2 separate regions of the Homo sapiens genome follow, and region 2 is linked to region 1. Evidence: chromatin loops called from intact Hi-C (ENCODE). Cell type or tissue: breast epithelium. All regions are shown on one strand. Links, peaks and the distances in the headings refer to the core of each region. The heading gives the core; the rest is flanking DNA.

Region 1 (11,479 bases), core at 2,206-10,205:
CACCCTGCTGTTCTGCTACTACCACTGCAGCTAAGAACACCAGCTCTCTCTCTGTCCCTGTATACTCCGCTGAGAGAAGCGGCAATTTGACACCACCTTGCAAACCATCCCACATGGGCAGAAGCGTGGCCCTTTGACTGTTGCCTGTTCCCCCACCCTGTCAGACATGGGCTGTCCCCCTCACCAGCTTGGTATTTCCTATTTCTGCCCCACACTGAAAATAAGGCTCAGAGTGCACCAAGACAAAGAAGGATAAGAAGAGCAAAGTACTAAACCATACATCATGCACACAGTTCCTTTTTTCCCTCCCCATATTTTCCCAAATTCCTTAGCTGGAGGCAGCATGGTATGATGGTAGGAATGGCCCAGGTCAAATCCTGGCCAGTGTGTGGCCCTGGGCTAATTCCTCTCCACGCTGGAGCGCAGTGCCCTCCTCTGTACAGGGGGATACCTCCACCTACCTTGCAGAGCTGTAACAGTAAATGCGATGGTGGCACTAGGTAAGGTGCTTGGTGCCTGGCACACTTTAGACATTTGGTAAAAGTTCATTAGTATTTCCAAACAAAACTGTTAAGTGGTTACTGATGTATAATAAAGTCAACAGAACAATCCCTTCCCAGCTGGAGAAACGGAACTCTTCCAGTTACAATACCCTACATGAGAGGGGAAAATGCTGGTTGGTGAAGTAAGGTGGTCTAACTATGTATTGAGAGCACCACAGACTGCTCTCAAGAGAGCGCCTGCAAGTAATTTGATCATTATATTCTGACCAAAGAACATAACATAAGACACATACAATATGATTTAAACAAATCTGATTTTCAAATCTGCTACATCAGTTATGAGGTACATAGACTGTCAAAACAAACAACAAAACTAAAAGAATCATTTTAAGACAATTAAAGGCTTTATAATCTAATAAAAAGAAAATTTAACCTCTATGACAAAAAAGACGTTTCTTCAATAAATACAGTGTAAGAATAAAGGGGGGGAACCTATATTTTAGAGACTGGCGTTATATAAACCAGTGAAATGGACTTTCTTTGGATCTTGTTTCAAACAATTTCTCTTTTAAAAAGAAGCTGATCCAAAAAATTTGAATAGTGACTAGATACTTAATATTCAGTAATTGTTATTTATTTGAGACAGTCTCACTCCCATCACCCAGCCATGAGTACAGTGGTGGTGATCCTCCTGCCTCACTCTTCCGAGCAGCTGGGACTACAGGTGAGTACCACCTCACCCGGCTAGTCTTTGTATTTTTTGTAGAGACAGGCTTTCGCCATATTACCAGGCTGGTCTCGAACTCCTGGGCTCAAGCAATCCTCCTGCCTTGGCCTCCCAAAGTGCTGGGATTACAGGCGTGAGCCATTGCACCTGGCCTATTTGTTAATTTTTTAGGTATGAAACTGGTATTATGGTTATACTTAAATCCTTACTTTTTTGAGCTATACATTCAAATATCAATGGAATATTTGACATCTTGGATTTGCTTCAAAATAATCTAGGGGAACAGAGATGAAATTATCAGCCATGTACAGTGGCTCACATCTACAATCCCAGCACTTTGGGGAGCCAAGACAGGGGGATCACCTGAGCCCAGGAGTTCAAGACCAGCCTGGGCAATTTAGCAAGAAACTGTCTCTATACACACACACACACACACACACACACACACACACACACACACACACACACACACACGGAATTACGGTTTCATCTGCTGAAGCCAGGTGCTATATTATCTCTCTACTTTTTGTTAAGCTTGAAATTTTCCATAATTTTTTTTTAAAAAAAACAAAAGGCAGTAAGAAAAATAAAATCTTTAAAAAAAAAATAGCAGTTTTTGAAGGGCTGTATGTAAAACTATAAAGTTTGAGTTGAAAACAAGATAAAGTAACACACAGATGCCTGATCTTTTTTTTTTTTTAATTTGAATCAGCTTTTTGAATCCATTTCTGTAAGGAACATAACATAACAAGCCCAACATTTTACTAAATGTTAAAAGGCAGAGATGCACCATTTAAAAAAACCTAAAGCCTCTAACCCTGTCCATCGGCCCTCTAAAAGTGAGGAACTTGAAAAACCAGGTTAGTACCTTCTAGCAAATAGGTACTAACCTGGTTTTTCAAGTTCCTCGCTTTGTTCAGAGGACACTACCTCTGAACTTCCAGATTAGCTTATAAAATAATTCCAAAAGTCTTCATTGAAGGCCAATGGCCAAGTTCATTAGCCATGGATCTTCCCAGTAAACTTTTTACCCTCAATGGGCTTATGTGTGAGGGGTTAGAAGGGGTTAGAAGTAGGTTTTTCCTCCCAAATAATATAAAGCCCTCATTTAAAAAAAAAAAATCTGAAACATTAACTGTACAAGTATAATGCAATGGTAGTGGATACTGTAGAGATTATCATAGATGTCTGAGATACAGGGTATTTGGGGCCCAAATATTTATTCACTATTAGTCTGGATAAGGGAAAACAATCTACATGCGAAAATTGCAATCTTCCAGTATTTCATGGAAGACAAGCAGTACTTAAACGGGTCTCCTAGAAATAACCTCAAATAAGTCCCAAACCCAGTGACTCCTGGGACATCAAGTGATGATCTCATTTGTGGTGCCTGATCGTTTCCTAATAAATAACCGACTGCCACTATGCATATGCAAAGTTCTGAAACACCCGTGACAGCAGTTTTACTTTAGGTATGAATGGTGACACTTTTGCTAATCTTGAGAAGCCGTTTAAATAAACCAAATGCCATTACCTCTTCCCTCAGTGCGTACTGTTCGATGAGCTTCTTTAGCTTCTCCCCCAGCTCAATGTTTTCCTGTCGGAGTTTGGCGTTGTGGATGTCATGCTGCTCCAGCTGGGCTTGAATTTCATTTAAGGTAATCTGGAAATGTGCAGTTGCTTCTTTACGTCGTTCTTCTTCCTCTCGTGCCTGCTGCATATTTTCCTCCTTATTACCCAAAATAATTTTTGTTAATAATACAGACCTATAGAGAAGATGCTCACAAGAGAAGCTGCTGCAATGTGGGTTCATTTGTTGCTGCCCTGACGTGTTGCTTCTGAACTACAATTCCTCCCCCTTATTTATGACCAGAAGGCTATCACTGAAAAGCAAGCAGTTTTTCCTAAGTAGACAGATAACCAGAGAGATGCAAACTGTCCTGCTACAAAATAAATGTTATGGCTGTCTACAATTCACTCTACTGCAATACTCGCCGGTTACACAGGCCATCATCTTAGATGGGTCGGAAGAGATCCTGCCCCCTTGCAGCTTACTTTCTGGGTCACACTTACTCCCTAAAGGGCAAAGGACAAATGGAATCCTCATCTCAAAAAGCTTCCTTTCTGTAACTACTTTCTGATGATTAAAAAGAAAAAACAAAAAATTCAAAGCTTACTTTCAATTCTTGCTAGGATATGAGTGTCAAAAGACCTTTACATGTCTGAACTGTTACCAGCCTACTCAAAATATTGATTTCCTATGGGAAAAAAAAAATACCACTTACTTTGACATCTAAATCCAAGGGCTCAAAAGCAAAGAAGGTAATAATGGCTCCCATACCAGGTGAAGATCCATTTCAAGAGTGCACTTATAGTCTAGGGCCTTGGGAGTTTGTTGGGGCATAAAGGGAGTTTATTGGGGCATAAAGGGCATAAAGGGAGTCTGTCCCATTCTAAGAGGCAGATTCCTTCCCACGGCTCTGCTCCTTTCCTTCTTCCCCTGTTGATATCAATGAATCTTTGGATACCTATTCCCTCTTCCTTTACAATCAGCCAAGGTATAAGTGGTTTCCTAAAAGTACTTAGCAACTGAATGGCTGGGGGTGGGCCAGTGGAACTGGGCAATGCTCCACCCAGGAGCTCAGCAGTTCTCCCTTCCCAGACTGTCTGTTACTAGTTTCTCATTTCACTGCAGCTTTTCCTACTTGGTGATCAGCTGTATCAGTGCTCAGCAGAAAACTGGCAATTCTGAGCTTCCTAAGCCATGGCTCTAAGCAGGAGGGCCTTGAGCGTAGATTCCCGGGAGCCAAGTATGAGGCAACTAAGGTGCTCTTCCTTGAACAGGAAACCAAAACTTACGTAGAAAGAATTGGTCTTACATTTACAATGACCTCACACAAGGCATCAGGCCAAGCAAAATAAAAAGCAAGGCAGTATCTGTCTCCAAGTAGAGACAAGGATTTATTTCAGATAGGCACAGGGTTGATTATGAAATCAGATAAGTCCCTCCTGAAAAAAACAGACAAATGAAGCAACTAACCTTTAACGTCTTATTGTGACGCTGAAGTTCTCTGCAAAGAGATTCTAGCTTGCTTCTTGCCAAGATAGCCTTGCTATGTTCACTCTGCAAGTGAACTTTCTCTTTCACAATCTGGGCTTGCTTCTTCTGCAGGATCTTCATTTGCTTCTGAACACTCCTGCTCTCCTCCAGCTAAAATTCATAAGCACTTTGTATTTAGGAAGTACAGTAAAAATCTTACAGTTATGGCTAGAATTATAATGAGAGCTATGGAACACATTTTCAAAAAGTCAAATACTATGGTTTAATATATTATTTAAATTGTTTCATGCCATGCTACACTGCCACCCTTCTCTTCTCTCCTCTTCCAGTTGTGACAAAAAAGTAAGCAAATTTAGGGCAGCAGAAAATAATCCATCTTTTTCTTTTTTAAAAAAAAATCCTTTAGACAGATTTAATTTTCACAACCCTTTATTATCCAGGTTTTATAGAAGAAATGTATAAGCCTGGAGACATTAATAAGTTGCCTAACATTCTTTAATTAGTACAGATAATCAGTAAGGGGTGAGGTGGGATTTGAACCCAGCAGCCTGAATCTCTGGCTTTCTTGACTTCCGTATTGGCCTGCTATCCCCTGGGGTCCTGAATTTTGCCAGCTTTCTGACTTCAGACACTGATCACAGATCTTCTCCCTGCTTTCAACCCAACAACTCACAAGCAACATGGGCTCCTCAACTTCCAGCTATGATCTTGTGCTTTTTGAAGGATGATGCCCTTCAACTGGATACCTCCTGCCCCTGAATTTTCCTGGGCCCACTGGGAACACTGCCCAAGTATTCCAGCCTTAACCCTTTGGAAAATAAACCAGCTCCAGTTCTAGCTGAAACCTACTCCAATGTTGAAGGCCAGGAGTGACTCAGTGCTAAAGCCAGGCATGTCCCGAATTGCTGTTTGCTGGGTGAATGTCTGTCTAGATCATTTCCTACCTGGCAAAAAACCCGCTGAAATCCAAATATTTTAACAATCAATTTATTGTGCTTTGGGGTTTTGATTTTTTTATTTTCATTATCATTTTTTTAGATGGACTATTATTCTGTTGCACAATCTCGGCTCACTGCAGCCTCCACCTCCCGGGTTCAAGCGATTCTCCTGCCTCAGCCTCCCGAGTAGCTAGGACTACAGGCACCTGCCACCACGCCCAGCTAATTTTTGTATTTTTAGTAGAGACAGGGTTTCCCTATGTTGGCCAGACTGGTCTCAAACTCATGACCTCAATTGATCCACCTGCCTTGGCCTCCCAAAGTGCTGGGATTACAAGCATAAGCCACCATGCCCGGCCGGGTTTTGCTTTTTTGAGATGGAGTTTCACTCTAGTTGCCCAGGCTGGAGTGCAATGGATCGCGCCATTGCACTCCAGCCTAGGCAACAAGAGTTAAAGCGATTCTCCTGCCTCAGCCTCCCAAGTAGCTGGGATTATAGGCATGCGCCACCACACCCAGCTAATTTTGTATTTTTAGTAGAAATGGGGTTTCTCCATGTTGGTCAGGCTGGTCTCGAACTCCCGACCTCAGGTGATCCGCCCACCTCGGCCTCCCAAAGTGCTGAGAATACAGGCATGAGCCACCGTGCCCAGCAGGTTTTTGTTTTTTTAAATGATGCTTTAGGAGTCGATACCATCAAGTTTTACACCCACAGGCTACTATACTGAAACAGTCATCAGAATCTAAAACTCAGTAAACAGCACTCAGGGTTCTTTGTAAGAAGAACTGCTGCAGTTTTGGGTATGGAACAAATCAGTCTGTTTCAAGGTTAAATCAACATGAACAGATAAGATGGCAGCCTTACTGACCTTTCAATAAAGCTTTTACTGAAAAAGAAAATGATGCTGAGTCACAATTTGAAGAGCAAGAGTGACATCTTGTGGCCTACCAAAACATATCACGCATCCTTACAGCCACATTTACAGATATTAAAAACACCTTTACTGAAATTCTTGCAGGAAAAAAAATCATTGTTTTTGCATAATTTTGTAAAGCAAAATTACTGCGAACTGTACACGGCTGCCCAGTTTAAGAGGCTGCAGGTCCGGCACATACTAGCTGTAATTTCACCAGGGTGCAGAGCTCCTGCCTTTCCTGACCCAGGGTTAGCGCAATCCTGAATCCGGCGTTCATTATTCCTTCGCTTTCCTTTCTATATAATTTCATTTCATCTGTGTGCACTTCTCTAAAAAAAAAATCCTTTTGGTTTTAGCTGTTTTGACTTTATTGTAGCTAGTGCAAATGAGGAATTGAAATTTTCATTTAATTTACACTAATTTAATAAGCCACATGTGGCTGATGGCTACTGTCTTGGACAGCGCAACTCGATTACATTGCTAGGACTCATCCACATTGTTGGCGTGTAGCTGCAGATCAGGACTTAGCAGATTTTTTCTGTAAAGGGCCAGCAAGTAAATATTTTAGGCACTGCAGGCCACATATGGTCTCTGTCACGTGTTCTTTATTTTTAAACATCTTAAAAATTAAAACCATTCTTGTGGGCAGTGTAAAAACAGACTTCGGATGCATTTGGCCCACAGGCTGTATAATATTCCACTTTTTAAAAACACAGCACACACACAAACATACCACACAAAGTGAGAACCTGTCTCTAAAAAATAAACAGTGAGCCATGATTGCGCCACTGCACTCCAGCCTGGGTGGTAGAGTGAGACCCTGTCTGAAAAATAAACAAACAAGTAGATAAAAAATAAAAACACACCACACATACACACAAAACTCTTTATTAATCCATCTTCTTGCATCAACAGGCATCTGGGCTGTCTCTAGGTTTTGTTATTACTCACAGTGGTATGAACATTCTCATGTGTTTCCTGGTATACACGTGTCAGGAATTTCTCCTCTGTGCAAACATCAGAAATGAGGTTGCTGGGCAATGATTTCTAAATGTTTGATTTCACATGACAATGGTGAATTGATATTCCCAACAGCAATATATAAGAGACCACGTAGATCCACATCCTCTCCAAAATGATCAGATTTCTTCATTTATGCCACTACAATAGACGTAAAATGGCATCTCACTGTGGTCCTAATTTGCATTTCCCTAATCACTTATCAGGTGGAACATCTCTTTGAATGTTTATGGACCTTTATGTTAAGGTATCTTCGTATCTTTGTTTTTCCACTTCTATGAAATGTCCCTTTCATGTCTCTCATCCAGCTTTCCATAGGGCTATTTGTCCTTTTCACATTAGTGTTCTTTAGATATTCTTGATACTAAATCGCCTGCTGGTTATATTTGTTGGAAATATGTTCTCCCCAGTTTGTAATGTCGTCTCACTTTTTTTTTTTTTCTGAGATGAAGTCTCACTCTGCTGCCCAGGCTGGAATGCAGTGGTGCGATCTTGGCTCACTGCAACTTCCGCCTCCCCAGTTCAAGCGATTCTCCTGCCTCAACCTCCTGAGTAGCTGGAACTACAGGCGCGCAAACACCATGCCCGGCTAATTTTTTTTTTTTTATTTTTTTAGTAGAGACGGGCTTTCACCATATTGGACAGGCTGGTCTTGAATTCCTGACCTCGTGATCCGCCTGCCTCAGGCTCCCAAAGTGCTGGGATTACAGGTGTGAGCCACCGCGCTTGGCCATCTTCTCACTTTTTTTCAGGGCATCTTTTGACGAAAACAAAGTTCTTAATTTCAATAAAGCAAATTTGTACAATCTTTCCTCTGACAGTGCTTTTTGTGCTATAAGAAATATTTCCTAAACTCAAGGTTTGAAAAATATTTATCTATTGATAAATCAAAATAATATCTACAAATTTCAAAGCTTAATTTTTGACATTTAAGCCTTTAATCTATTTGGAATTGATTGTTGCCTCTGGTGTGTAAGGATCTAATTTTACTTTTTCCTCAAAAGGATAACTTTTTTTTTTTTTTGGAGATAGCATCTTGCACTGTCGCCCAGGCTGGGTTGCCATGTGGCACGAACTCACTGCAGCCTCCAATTCCTGGGCTCAAGCAATCCTACCACTTCAGCCTCCCAAGTAGCTGAGACTACAGGCGTGTGTGCGTGTGTGTGTGTGTACAGGGTCTTGCGACGTTGCCCAGGCTGGTCTTGAACTCCTGATTGTAAGCAATCCTGCTTCAGCCTCCTGAAGTGCAGATGCTACAGGGCTGAGCTACCATATCTGGCCAGGATAACCATTTTTTAAGTTACATTAATATCATGAGGATGGCAATTCTCCCCCAAATGTATCTACAGATTCTGTGAAATGCTCTTTGAAATCCCAAATAGTGCCCCCCAACACACGGAACTACTAAATTGAATCTAAAATCTATAGAGAGTAAAGGGCCAAGAATAGCCAAGATACTTCAGAAGAAAAGAGTAAGGAGAATGGAACCTACCCCAAGCATATATTAAGATTATTATGCTATAATAATCTGTACAAACTGACTACAGGATGGGAAAGAATAGCATTATAAAGTACTTAAGGATCATGTTAATGGTATCCACAGCTAAAAGCAAAATGCTACAATTTCATGAATCCATGTGATCTGGTGAACATGTTGGCCACAGGGTCTCTCCAATGGACAATCCCAGTTACAGTGCACAGAAATCCATTCCAACTGCTCCACAAAACAGTTATGCATGTCAGTGCAACAAGCACAATGACATCAGACGATATATGTCATAAACGGGCAGAAGACAGTGATGGCAAAAGGGAAGGGAACTTTTCAGAATAATCCTTGGGAAAAGGCTGTGACTCCCTTGGTGACCTCACATATATATACTCCACTTTTTTTTTTTTTTTTTTTTTTTTTTGAGACAGAGTTTCACTCTTGTTGCCTAGTCTGGAGTGTAATGGCACGATCTCGGCTCACCACAACCTCTGCTTCCCAGGTTCAAGTGATTCTCCTGCCTCAGCCTCCTGAGTAGCTGGGATTACAGGTATGCGCCACCACGCCCAGCAAATTTTGTATTTTTAGTAGAGACGGGGTTTCTCCATGTTGGTAAGGCTGGTCTCGAACTCCCGACCTCAGGTGATCCGCCTGCCTCAGCCTCCCAAAGTGCTGGGATTATACGCCCGGCCTATATCTACCTTTTAAGTGAAATATGTGTTGCTTCAAGAAATCAAGCTTTAGAACATTTTCTGGAAACAATACACATTTTGTCTTTCAAATTTTTGGCACAAATCTGTATAAAAGAGAGATTACTCACTAGGCAAGTCTTCAATGTGTCACATCCTGAAATGAACACAGTCATTACTGCTGGTGCTTAGCAATAACCTTATCCACAATCAAAACAATAAAACCAAAAGTCACAAACAAAAACACCCTAGACCCCTGCTACTTCAAGTGTGATCCAAGGTCTGGCAGCATCATCACTGTTGCCCGGGCATTTGTTAAAATGCAGATCCTCAGGCCCCAACCAAGGCCTAGTGAATCAGAATGTGCATTTTAACCACAAGTTCAATGATCGGTGTGAGTCTGAGAACAACCACCCCAGATCACTGTTTGTTCTCTCTTCTAACCAATTCATGGCTGTCTGTCATTGTCACATCACTGGGTTGGGTAGCTAACCTTCGACACTGCTTTTTCTGGTTTTTACTCTTTTCTCCATTTTTTCTTTTCCCTTTTCTGTTCTTGTCTTTCTTCTTTTTCCGCCATTTCTTGCATGATTCTCCCCATGTGAAAGGCACCAAGGGGGACTGGCTTCCACAGCCAATGGAAGCATTCCTTTCCTGAAGCCATCAATCCAACCACGCTGTGTTTTCGGCCATCTTTGCATTTGTGACTGCTCTGGGACATTTTCACTGATGCACAGGGCGTCCTGTTGCTACAAATAGTGAAAGGTGCCAAGCTGCTGAATGCCAGCTAACTGAGGTATACCTGGACCACTTCATAAACTAAGGGAAAGTAACTGTCATTTTTTTTTTTTTTGAGTCAGAGTCTCACTCTGTCGTCCAGGCTGGAGTGCAGTGGCGCAATCTCAGTTCACTGCAAGCTCCGCCTCCCGGGTTCACGCCATTCTCCTGCCTCAGCCTCCCGAGTAGCTGGGACTACATGCACCCGCCACCACACCCGGCTAATTTTTTTTTGTATTTTTAGTAAAGACGGGGTTTCACCGTGTTAGCCAGGATGGTCTTGATCTCCTGACCTCGTGATCCACCCACCTCGGCCTCCCAAAGTGCTGGGATTACAGGCGTGAGCCACTATGCCTGGCCTGTAACTGTCATTCTTGAGGCAATAAACTAACAGAATTCAGTTTTTTTATTTTTTATTTTTTTGAGATGGAGTCTCGCTCCGTTGCCCAGGCTGGAGTGCAGTGGCACGATCTCGGCTCACTGCAAGCTCTGCCTCCCGGGTTCATGCCATTCTCCTGCCTCAGCCTCCCGAGTAGCTGGGACTACAGGCGCCTGCCACCATGCCAGGCTAATTTTTTTTTTGTATTTTTAGTAGAGACAGGGTTTCACCGTGTTAGCCAGGATGGTCTCGATCTCCTGACCTCGTGATCCGCCCACCTTGGCCTCCCAAAGTGCTGGGATTACAGGCGTGAGCCACCGCGCCCAGCCTCAGAATTCATTTTTTTAGAGCTGATCATTGATTTAAAAAAAAGTAATGGCTTATGATATGGAATTAACTGTTTTAACAGATGAAGATGCATATAAATTGTACATGATAATTCACCTAAGTATGTCACAAAAGGCAATAATTTTAGCATTTATATTAGAACCACTTATTCTAAAAGCTTCCCGCAACCATTCCTTTAAAGGGTTCTATGATTTTCCCATTCTTCAATTCAAATAGGATGGCAGGGTTTCCAAGTTGAAACTGCCCTCACGGGCCAGGCACAGTGGCTCATGCCTGTAATGCCAGAACTTTGGGAGGCCAAGGCGGGCGGATCACAAGTTCAGGAGATGGAGAGCATCCTGGCTAACACGGTGAAACCCATCTCTACTAAAAATACAAAAAATTAGCCAGGCGTGGTGGCACGCGCCTGTAGTCCCAACTACTCAGGAGGCTGAGGCAGGAGAATAGCTTGAACCCGGGAGGCGGAGGATGCAGTGACCCAAGATCGCACCACTGAAATCCAGCCTGGGTGACGGAGCGAGACTCCGTCTCAAAAAAAAAAAAAAAAAAGAAAGAAAGAAAGAAAGAAACTCCAAAAAGAGAATTAATGCTACCTGTAATACCTGTAATATAGCTGAGAATGGACGGGCGCGGT
Region 2 (11,479 bases), core at 1,875-9,874, 51 kb after region 1:
GGCTACTAATCCCAGCTACTTGGGACGCTGAGGCAAAAGAATTGCTTGAACCCCGGAGGCGGAGGCTGCAGTGAGCCGAGATCGGGCCACTGCACTCCACCCTGGGTGACAGAGCAAAACTCCGTCTCGGGAAAAAAAAAAAAAAAGAAGCAATGTGGCTATGAGAAGAGAGGAAACCTAGAAACTTAGGGAGAGAGTAAGGAAGGCCAGGCTGCCAAAGCCCATCTAAGCAATTTTTGGAAGACAAAGAATCTTGGTCAAAAAGAGGACTTCAAAAATGATCATCCTATTTGTAAGGCTATCCTTTACGTGGGGATGGAGGCTCCAGTTATCCTAACACCTTTGATCAATGGGAATTGATTTGATTTCTTACCTAACCACCTTCCCATTGTAATTGTGCTTCCTACAATTGGAAGCAGGTCTGTGGTCTGACCACAGGGAGAGAATGTAGATGTGTACCTTTTAACTCCATGAGACACTTACATTTGCTCATTGTTAACAAAGGGACATTTTGACTTTATTATTATTTTATTTACTTATTTATTTATTTTTTGAGACAGAGTTTCACTCTCGTTGCCCAGGCTACAGTGCAATGGCACAATCTCGGCTCGCTCCAATCTCCGTCTCCCGGGTTCAAGCGATTCTCCTGTCTCAGCCTCCCAAGTAGCTGGAATTACAGGCACCCACCACCACACCTAGCCAATTTTTGTATTTTTAGTAGAGATGGGGTTTCACCATGTTGGGCAGGCTGGTCTCGAATTCATAACATTAGGTAATCCATCCACCTCAGCCTCCCAAAGTGCTGATTTACAGGCATGAGCCACCACACCTGGCCATTATTATTTTTGAGACGGGGTCTCACTCTGTTGACCAGGCTGGAGTACAGTGACACGACCTTGGCTCACTGCAACCTCCACCTCCCAGGCTCAAGCGATCCTCTCATCTCAGCTTCCCAAGTAGCTGGGACTACAGGAGTGCACCACCATGCCTGGCTAATTTTTTGTATTTTTGGTAGAGATGGGGTTTCACCATGTTGCCTAGGCTGGTCTCAAACTCCTGAGCTCAAGCAATCCACCCACCTCGGCCTCCCAAAGTGCTGTGATTACAGGCATATTCGACTTTATATAGCAGCTCTGGTTAATGTGTACCTATTCCCTGACAGAGAGTGTACTCTGGGTGATCCCTCCAGGAAGCCCCACTGGTCCCAGGATATCTTAGTTGCCTGTGTTATGTACCCCTAGCATACTGTACTTCCCATACCAGGCCAGTCCCCACTCTTCAAGGCAGTGGTTTGTCTAATTGACTCTTTCCCCCAGCCAGATGGTAAACAAAGTGAGGGCAAGGACTGTGCCCATAAGACTCCTATATTCCCAGTGCCCAGCAGAATGCCAGGCACAGTCTGCACACGGTGGTTCACGCCTGTAATCCCAGCAATTTGGGAGGCCGAGGCAGACAGATCGCTTGAGGTAAGGAGTTCAAGACCAGCCTGGCCAGCATGTTGACACCCGCCTCTATCAAAAATACAAAAATTAGCCAGGCATAGTGGTGGGCGCCTGTAATCCCAGCTACTACGGAGGCTGAAGCAAGAGAATTGCTTGAACCCTGAAGGTGGAGGTTGCAGTGAGCCGAGATCGCACCACTGCACTCCAGCCTGGGCGACAGAGCAAGACTCCACCAAAAAAAAAACAAAACAAAAAAACCCAGGCACAGAGAAAGCTCTCCACACATACTTATTGAGAAAAAGATCCCCTGAATAGGTAACTGCATTAAGAAATCTGTTTTCTGAATCTGTTCAGATGAGGACCAAACCTTCAATTCCCCAAGGTGATATCCTATCCCTTCTTGTGACATCTTGGAGAGTTTTCTGACAGCAGTGTCCCTCTGCAACACTGTGTAGACCCTCCAGCAGCCAAGGGACCAAGGTCATTCCAGGATAAACTTGGTGGCAATAGAAAGTTTTCATTCATCAGTTAAACAGGAGCACTGTATTAGTCACCAGGCATACCTTGATTTAGAATAAGGGGTACCCAGGCCAACACTGAACACTCACATGTACAACAAACAATAAAGTAATTTATAAAATGGAGGTATTGCAGGGTAACCTCTTGAGGGTTATTTTCTACTGGTGGTGGGGAGGTTTAAGGATGGTTTAAGGTGACATCTGAGCTGTGTCTAAAGGGTCAACAGAAGTTAAATTAGCCACACTAGTCTGACTTGTCCACCTCAGAGTACTTTCACAGAAAGAAAAGCTCCTACTAACTTTTAAATCAGCCAAGAGTATTGTTTCATCAAAAGAGTTGAATTTCATGTTTGTTGCATACTATTGGGGTTGTAGGTAGTGAAAAAGAGTGTTTGCCTCTTCATAGAACAAAAAGCTTATTGTTTAATATGATTACACAATACCATCTTTCTGAGCTAACCCTGATTTTAGTCCTTGTAGGAATTTGGCCAGTTTCTGCATTTGCTATAGATGTCCACATTTCTGGCAGACACTGAAAGATTTAGAAAATGATTATACTTTATACACAGATCACTCAGGCATACTGATGGCAGGCTATGGAGTGTACTATTAGATTGGCACACACCAGGGTGCCAGCTCTAGCAGAAAGAGGATTTTTAAAATAAAAACTCTTCTCATGTATGGACTATTGGGAGAGAGTATGTGCGTTTCAAAAATTCGAATACGTATATTGCATATTTCAGAGTATTGGGATTCATTCATTTTGTTTTGATATACTTCCCCAAGTCTCGCCTATAATTATAGACTTCAAGGACATGGAAACAATGTTCATGTATAGAGACAATGGAAAAGAAAAATACAAACTACAAATAGGTTTAGGCTTTATTGAAAATCTCGGGGCCAGGAGTGGTAGCACATGTCTGTAATCCCAGCACTTTGGGAGTTCGAGGCAGGGGGATTGCTTGAGGCCAGGAGTTCAAGACCAGCCTGGGCAACATAGGGAGACCCCATCTCTACAAAAAATAAAAAATTAGCCTTAGCCAAGTGTGGTGGTGCACACCTGTAGTCACAGCTACTTGGGAGGCTGAGGCAGGAGGATCGTTTGAGCCTAGGAGGTTGAGGCTGCAGTGAGCTGTGATCATGCCAGTGCATTCCAGCCTGGGTGACAGAGTGAGACCCTGTCTCAAAACAAAACAATTTTTTTTTTTGAGACAGAGTCTCGCTCTGTCACCTAGGCTAGAATGCAAAGTGAGACCCTGTCTCAAAACAATTAAAACAATTTTTTGTTTTGACAAACTGAGACCCTGTCTCAAAACAATTAAAACAATTTTTTTTTTTGAGGCGGAGTCTTGCTCTGTCACCCAGGCTAGAGTGCAGTTGGCACGCTCTCGGCTCAATGCAACCTCCGCCTCCCGGGTTCAAGTGATTCTCCTGCCTCAGCCTCCTGAGTAGCTGGGATTACAGGTGCAAGCCACCACGCCCAGCTAATTTTTGTATTTTGTGATCCCAAAGTGCTGGGATCACAGGTGTGAGCCACTGCGCCCAGCCGAACAATTTTTTCAAGTTTTTTTTTTTGTTTCATTTTGTTTTAAGAAACAGAATCTCTTTCTCTGTGTTACCCTGGCTGGAGTATAGTGGTTTTCATCCTAGCCCACTACAGCGTCAAATTGGGCGACAGAGTAAGACCTTGTCTCAAAAAAAAAAAAAAAAAAAGAGAGAAAAGAAAAGGGCTGGGCTCGGTGGTTCACGCCTGTAATCCCAGCACTTTGGGAGGCCAAGGCAGGTGGATCACCTGAGGTCAGTAGTTCGAGACCAGCCTGGCCAACATGGTGAAATCTCATCTCTACTAAAAAGAAAACACAAAAATTAGGCCAGGCACGGTGGTTCATGCCTGTAATCCCAGCACTTTGGGAGGCCAAGGTGGGCAGATCACTTGAGGTTGGGAGTTCACGACCAGGCTGACCAACATGGAGAAACCCCGTTTCTACTAAAAAATACAAAATTAGCCAGTCGTGGTGGCGCATGCCTGTAATCCCAGCTACTTGGGCCGCTGAGGCAGGAGAATTGCTTGAACCCGGGAGGCGGAGATTGCGGTCAGCTGAGATCGCACCATTGCACTCCAACCTGGGCAATAAGAGTGAAACTCCATCTTAAAAAAAAAAAAAATTAACTGGATGTAGGGGCGCGTGCCTGTAATCCCAGCTACTTGGGAGGCTGAGGCAGGGGAATTGCTTGAACCTGGGAGGTGGAGGTTGCAGTGAACTGAGATCGCACCACCGACAGAGCAAGAATCCGTCTCAAGAAAAAGAAAAAAGAGAAGAGAAGAGAAGAAAAGAGAAGAGAAAAGAAAGGGGAACCATCCTGGCCAACCTGGTGAAACCCCGTCTCTACTAAAAATACAAAAAATTAGCCAGGCATAGTGGTGGAAGCCTGTAATCTCAGCTACTCGGGAGGCTGAGGCAGTAGAATCCCTTGAACCCAGGAGGCAGAGGTTGCAGTGAGCTGAGATTGTGCCACTGCACTCTATCCTGGGCGACAGAGTGAGACTCAAAAAAAAAAAAAAAAAAGAAAAAAGAAAGAAAAAAGAAAAAGAAAGAAATCAGCATCCAGTTTAAACCACTGTAATTCTGGATTTTTCTGTCACTTGCCATCAAGCTGATTCTGAAATCACAGAAAGATATATATAGATTTGCTTCTAGGGAAGAGGGTCTATGCTTTTTCACTCACAGTCACACACACACACACACACACACACACACACACACACACAGATGCTCACTTCCTCCCATCATCACATCATCCTCTCTAAATGGTTGTTTTCATTTTGTTAATTTAATATCTTAATTTTTTTTACATTATTTTCATGTAGATATTATTCACAACCTAGTTGTATAGTATCCTATTAATAATTTCTTTTTTATGTTTCTTTTTTCTTTTTTTAAAATTGAGATAGGGTCTTGCTCTGTTGCCCAGGCTGGTCTCAAACTCCTGGACTCAAGTGATCCTCCCACCTCAGTGGGAGCCACGGTGCCCTGCTCCATGTTTCTTATCTTTTCTCTTCTATTTTCCTATATCCTGTTTTGCTACAGACAGTTCCAGGGTTACAATTTTTGATGTTGCGATGGTGCCAAAGTTGTATGAATTTGACTTTGAGTACCCATACAACCATTCTGTTTTTCACTTTCAGTACAAGTATTCAATAAAGCACATGAGATATTCAACACTTTATTATAAAACAGCTTTGTGTTTGATGATTTTGACCAACTGTAGGCTAATATAAGTATTATGAGCTTGGCCAGGAGTAGTGGCTTACGCCTGTAATCCCAGTACTTTGGGAGGCCGAGGTGGGCAGATCACCTGAGGTCAGGAGTTCGAGACACACCTGGCTAACATGGTGAAACCCCATCTCTACTAAAATACAAAAATTAGCCGGGCGTGGTGGCTGGCGCCTGTAATCCCAGCTACTTGGGAGGCTGAGGCACGCGAATCACTTGAACCTGGGAGGCAGAGGTTGCAGTGAGCCGAGATCGTCTCACTGCACTCCAGCCCGGGCAATAGAGCAAGACTCCGTCTCAAAAAAACAAAGTATTATGAGCTTACATTAAGGTAGGCTAGGCTAAGTTATGATGTTTGGTAGGTTAAGTGTATTTTTTTTTTTTCCGAGATGGAGTCTTGCTCTGTCTTGCCCAAGCTGGAGTGCAGTGTCACCATCTTGGCTCACTGTGGCCTCCACCTCCCAGGTTCAAGCAATTCTTCTATCTCAGCCTCCCGAGTAGCTGAGACTACAGGCATGTGCCACTACACCTGGCTAATTTTGTATTTTTAGTAGAGAAGGGGTTTCACCATGTTGGCCAGGCTGGTCTCGAACTCCTGACCTCAGGTGATCCACCCGCCTTGGCCTCTCAAAGTGCTGGGGTTACAGGCATGAGCCACCACGCCCGGCCAGGTTAAGTGTATTAAATGCATTTTCCACTTATGATATTTTCAACTTCTGATGGGTTTATTGGAACATAACGCCATCATAAGTCAGGAAACATCTGTACTTTGTAGATGATCTCAACTTTGTCTTCTAATACTACTAATGAAGTTTTGATCAATGTCATATTTTATTTACTTTTTATTTAATTATTAATTTGTGAGACAAGTCTTGCTCTGTCACCAAGGCTGGAGTGCAGTGGTGTGATCATAGCTCACTGCAGCCTCTACCTCCAGGGCTCAAGTTGAGGCAGGAAAATAGGATCTGGAGGTAGGGAATATAAGGCCGATTCACACTTCAGCTATGACAGGAAATAGCCTCTCCATAGGGCGTAGGCCAAGTAAATGATTGTAACTTTACTTTATCCTCTTCATTTACATAGGGCATACCTCAAGTAGAGGTTATTTTTAAACTCCCAAAAATTCTGAAACAGGGCCTTTGAGCTATGCTTGGGCCTGCTCAAACCCTGTGGAGTGTACTTTCATTTTCAATAAATCCCTTCATTCCTTCCTTGCTTTGTGCGTTTTGTCTAATTCTTTGCTCAAGACGCCAAGAACCTGGACACTCTTCCCGGGTAGCAAAGTGATCCTCCCACCTCAGCCTCCCAAATAGCTGGGACTAGAGGCATGCACCACCATGCCTGGCTAATTTTTATTTATTTATTTCATTTTATTGGTAGAGACTTGGTGTTACTATGTTGCCCAGGCTGGTCTTGAACTCCTGGGCTCAAAGGATCCTCCCTCCTTGGCCTTCCAAAGTGCTGGGATTGGTGTGAGCCACTGCCCCCAGTCTGCAGGACAATTCTTTTTTTTTTTTTTTTTGAGACAGAGTTTCACTCTTGTTGCTCAGGCTGGAGTGCAATGGCCCCATCTTGGCTCACTGCAACCTCTGCCTCCTGGGGTCAAGCAATTCTCCTGCCTCAGCCTCCCAAGTAGTTGGGATTACAGGCATGCACCACCACCACGCTTGGCTAATTTTGTATTCTTAGTAGAGACGGGGTTTCACCATGTTGTTCAGGCTGGTCTTGAACTCCTGACATCAGGTGATCCTCCTGCCTTGGCATCCCAAAGTGCTGGGATTACAGGCGTGAGCCACCACGCCAGGCTGACAATTCTTGAAGAGTAAATAGCTTTTCCCATCAAAAGGAATCAAGATTCCTTGAAGAAATGCCTGCTTCCAGGTCTGAGGAAAGGAAATGTAAATTATTACCGATTTTTCTTATTTTTCCTACTATGTTAAGCACAGAAATTCCCAAAAACATAACCACAAATAGTTAAAAAAATATATAAAAAAAAGATGGCCAAGTGCGGGTGGCTCACGTCTGTACTCCCAGCACTTTGGGAGGCCAAGGCGGGCGGATCACCTGAGGTCGGGAGTTCGAGACCAGCCTGACCAACATGGAGAAACCCCGTCTCTACTAAAAATACAAAATTGGCCCGGTGTGGTGGCACATGCCTGTAATCTCAGCTACTTGGGAGGCTGAGGCAGGAGAATCGCTTGAACCCGGGAGGCGGAGGTTGCGGAGAGCCGAGATCACGCCATTGCACTCCAACCTGGGCAACAAGAGCGAAACTCCGTCTCAAAAAAAAAAAAAAAAAAAGATATAGCCGCCATTTTGGTGTAAGCCTCCCGAGTCTTTTCTATGCATATGAGGCAGGAGAATAGGGTCCGGAGGCAGGGAACCTAAGGCCGATTCAAGCTGGCTTTCTAGAACTAAGTCAATGGCCGGGCGCGGTGGCTCACGCCTGTAATCCCAGCACTTTGGGAGGCCGAGGCAGGCAGATCACCTGAGGTCGGGAGTTTGAGACCAGCCTGACCAATATGGAGAAACCCTGTCTCTACTAAAAATACAAAATTAGCCGGGCATGGTGGCGCATACCTGTAATCCCAGCTACTCAGGAGGCTGAGGCAGGAGAAGCGCTTGAACCCGGGAGGCGGAGGTTGCGGTGAGCCGAGATCGTGCCATTGCACTCCAGCCTGGGCAATAAGAGTGAAGTCCGTCTCAAAAAAAAAAAAAAAAAAAACTAAGTCAAAAGGAACATCCCAACTTTCCACAGGTAAATAACAAAAGGATTGTAAACTACTCCCTTTGCAAATCCACCCCACCCCCACCCCACCTTTCTGTGCGGCAGATGGAAAATTGAAAGCATTTCTGATTGGTTGCCTTCTTTTCTTTCTTTCTTTTTTTTTTTTTTTTTTTTTTAGGGGGGTGGGGAAGTTGTCTACCTCTGTGGCCCAGGCTGGAGTGCAGTGGCACGATCTTGGCTCACTGCAATCTCTGCCTCCCAGGTTCAGGCGATTTTTGTGCCTCAGCCTCTCAAGTAGCTGGAATTACAGGCACGTGCCACCACGCCCAGCTAAATTTTTTATTTTTAGTAGAGATAATTCCTCATGTTGGCCAGACTGGTCTCAAACTCCTGACCTCAGGTGATCCACCCGCCTTGGCCTCCCAAAGTGCCGGGGTTCCAGGCGTGAACCACCACGCCCAGCCTGATTGGTTGCTTTCTGTAGCCAATCAGACGTTTGCATAGGAGTGAGTGTAACTTTGTAACTACACTTCATCCTCTGATTGGTTGCTTTCCACAACCAAACAGACTGATTGCAGGCCGCTATTTCATTTACATAGGGTGTACACCATGTAACCAATGGGAAACCCCTAGAGGGTATTTAAATTCCAGAAAATTCTGGGGCTCTTGAGCCCCTGTACTAGGCCTGCTCCAGCCTTGTGGAATGTACTTTTGTTTTCAGTAAATCTCTGCTTTTGTTGCTTCATTCTTTCCTTGCTTTGTGCGTTTTGTCCAATTCTTTGTTCAAAACGCCAAGAACGTGGACACCCTCCACCGGTAACACAAAAGCATGCCCAACACACACATACACGGGCATTTTTGGAAGAAAAAGTGTAATCGTATTAAATATTTTTGTAAATTGCCTTTTATATTTCATTTAACATTATATTGTGAACCTTCTCTTATGTCAAATGTAGCGCTTGGACGTCATTTTTGAAAGCATTCAAGAAATCCTTTATCCAAAAGAAATCACAGTCAGGGCATCGGTGAACAAAACAAATTGGTTGAGTTTCCCGGGTGGACTCTGGACTGGGCCTTTTCCCTACCTTGCAGGCTGCAGCCATGCTTGGGAGCTACGGCATTAATCTATAGGGCAATGACTCAGCTTCATTTGCATAACCATGGTGCACTGCATGCAATATATTTACAAGTTAAAAGCCGTAGGTGTCCTTTAAACCTGCTGTTTTGAAGAATGATACTTTTCCTTACACATTCGCCTGAAAGAAGTGCTGTATGTATTTGAGCTGGGCTTAATTTCACCCTCAGTGTACCAGAGGTGGCTGTTACCTGGCAACTGCCTTTCCAAGCTTGCTGTTGTTTTTTCTTGTTTTTAGATTAATAGAGTTAGTCGTTTTTTTTTTTTTTTTAATTCTGTTACTATTTTATGAGACAGGATCTTGTTCTGCTACCTACACTGCATTGTAGTGGTACAAATATGGCTCGCTGTAGCCTCGGCCTCCTGGGCTTAGACCACCCTCTTGCCACAATGGTAAATGCCCAGCTAGTTTTTTATTTTTACATTTTAATTATTTGTTTTTTTTTATTTGTTTTTTTTTGAGACAGCGTCTCACTTTGTTGGTCAGGCTGGTCTCAAATTCCTCGGCTCAAGTGATCCTCCCACAGCGGGGATACAAGCATGAGCCACTGTGCCTGGCTTTCCCTTTTATTAAAGATTTAAGCAAAAATAAAACTAAGTAGAGTTTGTTGGGGGTTTTTTGTTTGTTTTTTGAGACAGTCTTTGTTGGGTTTTTGTTTGTTTGTTTGTTTTTTAAGACAGTTGCCCAGTCGCCCAGGCTGGAGTACAGTGGTGCAATCACAGCTCACTGCAACCTTGACCTCCCAGGCTCAAGTGATCCTCCCATCTCAGCCTCCCGAGTAGCTAGGACTACAAGTGCATGCCACCATACCTGGTGAATTTTTTGTATTTTTATTAGAGATGGGGTCTCACTATGTTGCTCAGGCTGGTATAGAACTCCTGGGCTCAAGGGATCTGCTAGCCTTGGCCTCCCAAGGTGCTGGGATTATAGGCATGAGCCACCAGGCCCAGTGAGTAGAGTTTTAACTGGGTGTTTTATTGAGGTGTGTAATGTTGGGACCTGTCTTCTCCTTGTTTTATGTAGCTGTAGTTTCTTGATTTCTCTTATGCTATGTAATATCTGACTTTTATGGTAGCTGTTTCTTTTAGTTCTACTACATATGTAGTATAGTTGTACCTGTATTTGGAGTTTACGTAGGTCTTCTCTCCAATCTTGCATTTTCTGTTTAACATTACATTTATGAGATTCATAGATTCACTCACAGCACTGTGCACAGCTGTTATTTTTTCGTGTTCTTGGCTCTTTGCTATGGTTATCACACTGTCATTATAATTCCATTCTACTGTTGATGCACATTTGGGTTGGGTGCAGCCTGAGGTCACTAGAACATCACTTTTATTGACAGTCGTGCATGTGCCACCTACTAGCACATGCCATATGATGTTTTTATCTTCCACTTTACTAAGTAATGGTAGTTATTTTCATAAGTGGTTAATACCATTTGGTATTCCCTAGGAGAGGAACTGCTTGCTGGGCAAAGAGAAGTACATATTCAACTTTTCATTGAAGTAATGCCAGTTTTGGCTTACTTCCAAAGAGATTGTGCCAGTGCATAGTTGCGCCAATAGCACGTCGATGTTCCTGTTGTTTCACATGCTTACTAACTCTTGATATTTTCAGACTTCTACTTTTTTTTTTTTTTTTTTTTTGAGATAGGGTCTACTCTGTCACCCAGGTTGGAGTGCAGTGGCACGATCTCGGCTTACTGCAACCTTTGCCTCCCAGGTTCAAGTGGTTCTCCCACCACAGTCTCCCAAGCAGCTGGGACTACAGGCGCGCACCACCATGCCCAGCTAATTTTTGTATTTTCGTAGAGATGGGGTTTCATCATGTTGCCCAGGCTGGTCTTCAACTCCTGAGCTCAGGCAATCTGCCCACCTCAGCCTCCCAAAGTCTTAGGATTACAGGCGTGAGCCACTGCACCCAGCCTTCAGACTTCTACATTTTTGACCATCTGGTGGGTATAAAATATATCACTTAAAATATTTGCACACAATTCCATCATGTGGATGAACCACCATTTGTTCAAATCAAGATTCTGGTGTATGACATATAGGTACCTGCCAATTTTTCTATTGTATACTCAAAGTCTTGCTTGTCTAATTGCTTCCTTAGCATAAATTCCAAGAGTAGAAATGTCGGGTTAAATGTTCCTCACATTTAACATTTTGATGCTTGTTACCCGACTGCCATTTGGAAAGATTTAACAATTTTACACTCCCATCTACAGTATTTTTATGCTTTTTCCCCATACCCGTGTCAAAATTAGGTATTAAAAGAAATCTACAAAAATTAGCTGGGCATGGTGGCAGGTGCCTGTAATCCCAGCTACTCGAGAGGCTGAGGCAGGAGAATAGCTTGAACCCTGGAGGCGGAGGTT

Evidence for each region. Hi-C counts contacts between places; a loop is a spot of excess contacts. Peaks named below come from ENCODE experiments on the same cell type or tissue, not always from the same donor. Only the 100,000 strongest peaks of a DNase experiment are listed, where the experiment ranks them.
Region 2: it touches region 1 in a loop (20-fold over the local background); 5 of 110 quality-filtered maps call a loop at or near these places.

What each region holds. Positions count from the first base shown.
Region 1 is chrX:16,821,056-16,832,534 of GRCh38, reverse strand. TXLNG (taxilin gamma) reads right to left here. Exons shown (of 10, transcript NM_018360.3): 4 at 4,271-4,441; 5 at 2,765-2,959. Among named protein-coding and RNA genes, the nearest start is that of TXLNG, 40 kb to the right of the region's middle. RefSeq lists enhancers at 3,524-4,023, 5,154-5,669. In breast epithelium, for the core only: a CTCF peak has its summit at 6,198 (motif pointing left); a DNase peak (open chromatin) is centred at 4,073; H3K27ac peaks cover 1,248 bases.
Region 2 is chrX:16,769,686-16,781,164 of GRCh38, reverse strand. No RefSeq gene overlaps it. Among named protein-coding and RNA genes, the nearest start is that of TXLNG, 11 kb to the left of the region's middle. RefSeq lists enhancers at 8,636-9,161, 9,162-9,687. In breast epithelium, for the core only: no CTCF peak of the experiment used is centred there; no DNase peak of the experiment used is centred there; H3K27ac peaks cover 395 bases.